Linked DNA regions of Homo sapiens: region 2 is linked to region 1. Evidence: chromatin contacts called from ENCODE Hi-C or POLR2A ChIA-PET data. All regions are on one chromosome and are shown on one strand. Each heading gives the region's core, a stretch centred on a gene start or an enhancer-like site at or near the end of the contact. The rest is flanking DNA. Distances are from core to core; before and after follow the strand shown. Region 1 overlaps KIAA1671. Region 2 overlaps KIAA1671.

The links. Hi-C counts contacts between places; a loop is a spot of excess contacts on that map. ChIA-PET counts read pairs that join two places held with the same protein, here RNA polymerase II (POLR2A). Pooled maps may share reads with other maps.
Region 2: a loop to region 1 is called in a map of IMR-90, with 2.7 times the contacts of the local background. The contact joins two enhancer-like sites. A Hi-C loop is called at or near these places in 1 of 168 maps with a recorded cell type or tissue (IMR-90) and 1 of 50 pooled maps. POLR2A ChIA-PET finds 5 or more read pairs at or near these places in 1 of 52 experiments (activated CD4-positive, alpha-beta T cell).

Annotation. Positions count from the first base shown.
Region 1 is chr22:25,027,492-25,030,026 of GRCh38, forward strand. It overlaps KIAA1671, which reads left to right. Exons shown (of 13, transcript NM_001145206.2): 3 at 454-2,049. The coding sequence starts at 509. Among named protein-coding and RNA genes, the nearest start is that of KIAA1671, 76 kb to the left of the region's middle. Within about 2 kb of position 1,270, at least 12 of the 41 ENCODE cell types and tissues checked have a DNase peak (open chromatin) inside an H3K27ac peak, as active enhancers do.
Region 2 is chr22:25,085,512-25,088,046 of GRCh38, forward strand. The region is part of intron 6 of KIAA1671; the gene reads left to right. Among named protein-coding and RNA genes, the nearest start is that of KIAA1671-AS1, 26 kb to the right of the region's middle. RefSeq lists an enhancer at 491-785. Within about 2 kb of position 1,265, at least 10 of the 41 ENCODE cell types and tissues checked have a DNase peak (open chromatin) inside an H3K27ac peak, as active enhancers do.

The DNA of each region.
Region 1 (2,535 bases), core at 20-2,519:
CACTGAGGCCTATTCAGGGAGGAGCATGTGTGGTGTGAATTTGGTGTCAAACCTGGTTTTAAGTCCTGACTTCGCCTCTTGCTTCCTGGGTGACTCCAGTTACTTGGCCTCTCTGAGCTGGTTTCCTTATCTGTGTAGCAGAGATCACTGCTTTTTGCCATTAAGTGCTGGCCTCTAGATTAGCTGTCAGGGGAAAGTCCTCCAGAGTGTTGATGCCTTTTCTACACCCTTGGAGCTGGAACGAACTTCAGGGATGGGCGTTTAGTCCACTCCCCTCGTCCAGAGCTCAGAGACGGGGAGAGGCAGGCCCAAGCCTGCCGGGTGAGGTCAGCAGAGGGCTGTCGTATGGAATCTGGGGCTCAGGACTCTGTCCCATTTCTCTAAACCATTCTGCTTCAACCCAGACACTGACTGTTTTCCAAATTTACTTGTTTGTTTGTTTTGTTTGTTTAGCAATTGCTTCTCCATTCTTGAAGTTCCTAACCCCCATGAATCCACAACCATAACCATGGCCACGCGGGTCGAGGTGGGCTCCATAACGCCCTTGACGGCCGTGCCAGGCCTGGGTGAGATGGGCAAGGAGGAGACCCTGACGAGGACCTACTTCCTCCAGGCCGGCGAAGCCTCTGGGGCTCCCCCAGCCCGGATCTTGGAAGCGAAGAGCCCCCTGCGGAGCCCGGCCCGGTTACTCCCTCTGCCAAGGCTCGCCCCCAAACCCTTCTCGAAGGAGCAGGACGTGAAATCTCCTGTCCCGTCTCTGCGGCCCAGTTCGACTGGACCTTCCCCCTCTGGGGGGCTCTCTGAGGAGCCAGCAGCAAAGGATCTGGACAACAGGATGCCCGGCTTGGTGGGGCAGGAGGTGGGCAGTGGGGAGGGCCCGAGGACGAGCTCGCCCCTCTTCAACAAGGCTGTGTTCCTGCGGCCCAGCTCCAGCACCATGATTCTCTTCGAAACCACCAAAAGCGGCCCCGCTCTGGGGAAGGCGGTTAGTGAGGGGGCGGAGGAGGCCAAGCTAGGTGTGTCCGGCTCCCGGCCTGAGGTGGCTGCCAAGCCCGCCCTGCCCACCCAGAAGCCTGCGGGGACCCTTCCCCGGTCAGCTCCCCTGTCTCAGGACACAAAACCACCTGTACCCCAAGAGGAGGCAGGCCAAGACCATCCTCCCTCAAAGGCCAGCAGTGTGGAGGACACGGCACGCCCCCTTGTGGAGCCCAGGCCTCGCCTGAAGAGAAGGCCCGTGTCTGCCATTTTCACGGAGTCCATTCAGCCTCAGAAGCCAGGCCCCGGCGCAGCGGCCACAGTGGGCAAAGTGCCACCCACCCCTCCCGAGAAGACGTGGGTGAGGAAGCCCAGGCCCTTGTCCATGGACCTCACGGCCCGGTTTGAGAACAAAGAGGCCTTGCTGAGGAAGGTGGCCGATGAAGGAAGTGGACCCACAGCAGGGGATATGGCTGGGCTAGAGAGGCCCAGAGCAGCGTCCAAGCTGGACAGGGACTGTTTGGTCAAGGCGGAGGCTCCTCTTCATGATCCTGATTTGGACTTCCTGGAGGTGGCCAAGAAAATCCGTGAACGGAAGGAGAAGATGCTTTCGAAGCCGGAGATGGGCAGCCCCAGAGCCCTGGTGGGGGGCTCATCTGGGGTCACCCCCAGCAATGACCAGAGTCCCTGGGAAGAAAAGGCCAAGCTGGACCCAGAGCCAGAGAAGGCTGCTGAGTCCCCCTCACCCAGGCTGGGAAGGGGCCTAGAACTTGCTGAGGTTAAGAGCAGAGTGGCGGATGGGGAGGCCGCGGCAGGGGGAGAGTGGGCCTCCAGGAGGAGTGTCAGGAAGTGCATCAGCCTGTTTCGGGAGGACAGCACCTTGGCCTTGGCAGTGGGGTCTGAATCTCCCCTGGCCACCCCTGCGTCCCCATCGGCGGCACCAGAGCCGGAGAAAGGGGTTGTGAGCGTTCAGGAACGGATCAGAGGCTGGACTGCCGAGAGCTCAGAGGCTAAGCCCGAGGTCAGGAGGAGGACGTTCCAGGCTCGGCCGCTGTCGGCGGATTTGACCAAATTGTAAGTAGGCACATCCCACACCCCTCTCTCAGCCGCCCACCCACACACCCTGAGGAAGACGGAACCAGGCTCCATGCTGGGCACTTGTCACCCCCCCTCAGTTTACCCATAGCCCAAGAGGAGGTAGTGGCAGTGTCCATTTCTCAGATGAGAAAGGTGAGGTGCGGAGAGGCAGTGCAGCTCTCCTCTGGGTATGGCCAGCCGGGGGGCCCGGAGCCCAATTTTCATGGCTTTTCTCAGCTTCAGATGTAGTGTGTGAGTGAAGTGGGCGGTATGTGCCCATTTCATGGAGGCAGGGCAGAAGGGTGAAATACTGTGGGGAGGTGGGAGCTGGATGGCATTCCAGCTCAGCCTGTCTCCATAGCTAAGCCTTTCTTCCCTGAAGTCAGAGAGAGAACGCTTAAGATTGGGCCTAAGCCTTTATGAGTGGCCCAAAAAATAAACTCAGAGGAGTCAAGGTAACTTGGGCTAGTCAGTTGGTTAATA
Region 2 (2,535 bases), core at 15-2,514, 58 kb after region 1:
CCCCCCATAACCCCCTGTCCGTCCTGCGGCTCTGTAGGAGGGACGTGTTGCCTGCTGCTGGGAGCTTTTGAGGAACCATTGGGTGGGTCCTCATGGCCCTGACAGGAACCAAATGATGCTCACCCTGTGTGTGTGAGCTGGTGTGTCTATGACTTCCTTCAGATCCAGGCCTGGGATTCATTCCTCTGCCTCCGCACAGCCTGATAGACAGTAAGTGTCCAATATATGTTGAGTGAAGCAAACTGATAAGTGGTGAAGGAAGGAAGGGAGGAAGGGAGGGAGGGAGGGAGGGAGGGAGGAAGGGAGGAAGGCTGTTCAAGAGCAGAGATTCTCTCGTATGCACATCTGTGTCCCTGACACATAGTAGGCACTCAATAAATACTCACTGCACTGGAGGAATGAAAGAATGAATGGATGAGTGAGACTCTTTGCAAGCAGAAACAGCCCCTATCTTTGTATCCCTGTCACGTGACACAGTGCCTGACATCCAGGAGTTTCCATCAATGAATGTTATGCTGAATGAATGAATGAACCACTGAAGTGAACTCTATCAGTAGTGGCTGTGTCTTGTTTCATATCTATATGCACAGTGCTTAGCAGAGGGCTGAGTACACAGCAAGTGCTCATTAATCATTTACAGAACTGAATGAAAGAGTGAAAGAAAACAATGAATGCGAAAATGAAACTTTTCATCCTCAGAGAGCATGTCTTGTTCATCTCTGTCTCTCCACTTCCTAGCTTAAGGTCTTGCACACAGCAGGTGCTCATTAAATGTTAATCTGAATGAGCGAATGAGTGGGTGAGTGAAAAAGTGGTTCTTGTGGGTAGGGACATGTCTTGCTCATTAGTTTCCCCACTTCCTAGAACAGGGCTTGGCACACAATAGGTGCTGAATAAATAAATATGTGTTGAGCTGAACGCAGGAGTGAGTGAGTGCATAAATGAACTTCTTGAGGAGAGGAATGTATCTCGTTCATCTTTTCCCTCAGATCCTAATGCAGGGCCAGGCATAGAGCAGGTGCTTAGCAAATGCTTCCTGCACTGCCCTGACCTTTGTAGGAGCATCCATCTGTGAATGAATTGAGAAGGGAAGCCCAGCTGGGTGGACCTCGCCCATCTCCATCTGCCCCGTCCCATCCACCCAACCCCACTGCAGACTTTTCCTGTTGTTCGGTCTGCACAGGTGGACAGGAAATCCCCCAAAGGCCGGCCAGAGAGCTGTTTCCATATTTTCTCCACACCAGGCTGGCTCTGAGTGTGACCAAGGCGCCAGTCCGAATCCCAGCGCCGTCTGGCTGTGGAACAGTAACCCCCAGGGACCCCTCTTCCTGACCATGTTAGCAGTTCTAAATTTAGAGCCGGCTGAGCAGCTTGCACCAGGCAAGTAAAGCCGGGGAATGTTCTACTCACAGCCAGCCTAAAGTTACCATGTTCAGCACTGGCCAGGCCTGTTAACCCCCAAACAGCTGAGCAGTAGGCATGGAGAGAAGAGTTAAGGCTTTGGGGTGCAACGGAACAGGGTTCAAATCTACCTCTTTGACTTCAAATTTAGAATCCATGACAACAAAAATCACTTATGTGAGCCTCAGTTTTTCTCATCTGTAAAATGGGCATAATAAACCTTTATTCTGCCCCTCCCACCCCCCACCCCGCCGCTGCCTCCGGGATCTTATTTACCAACCTCAGCTACATGTCTTGCTTTTCCAAACTTCTCATGCTGAATCTGCCCACTCTTAGAGATTTAGTTTGGAATCAGTGGATACCCAGAAACAGTTTAAAAAACTGTGTTCCTGCTGGGCACAGTGGCTCATGCCTGTAATCCCAATACTTCGGGAGGCCGAGGTGGTGGATTACCTGATCTCAGGAGTTCGAGACCAGTCTGGCCAATGTGATGAAACCCTGTCTCTACTGAAAATACAAAAATTAGGCAGGCATGGTGGCGGGCGCCTATAACCCAGCTACTCAGGAGGCTGAGACAGGAGAGTCACTTGAACCTAGGAGGCGGAGGTTGCAGTGAGACGAGATCACGCCACTGCACTCCTGCCTGGTAGACAGAGCGAGACTCCTCCATCTCAAAAACCAACCAACCAACCAAACAACAACAACAAAAACAACTGCGTCACCTTGTTGATTTTGCAGAGCAGTGTCTCAGGTCGGGTTCCCAGAAGCAGACTCTGAGGTGGGGATTTGTGTGGATGTGATTTAGTGACAACAGCTTGAGTCAACGTGGTCCATTCAGGAGCTTTGGCGGGTGAACAGCATCACAAAATAAGTCCTACTTCAGAGCACTGGGGCAGCTTTTTCTCCACTGCCCACGGTCTGGAGGAGAGGGGGCTGTGAGCCATAGCAGCCAGAGCCCCCAGCACCTGGGGAATGGGCGCCCCAGCCAATAAAGGAGATCTGGCAGGGAACCAACAGCATCTACCACCTTTAGCGAGGCTTCAGGGTATTGACTCAATTAAATGAGATGCTGGGTATAAATTGGCTAGCATGGAGTAGTTGGTGCTCTGTGAGTGGTCATTTGGTAAAATGAAA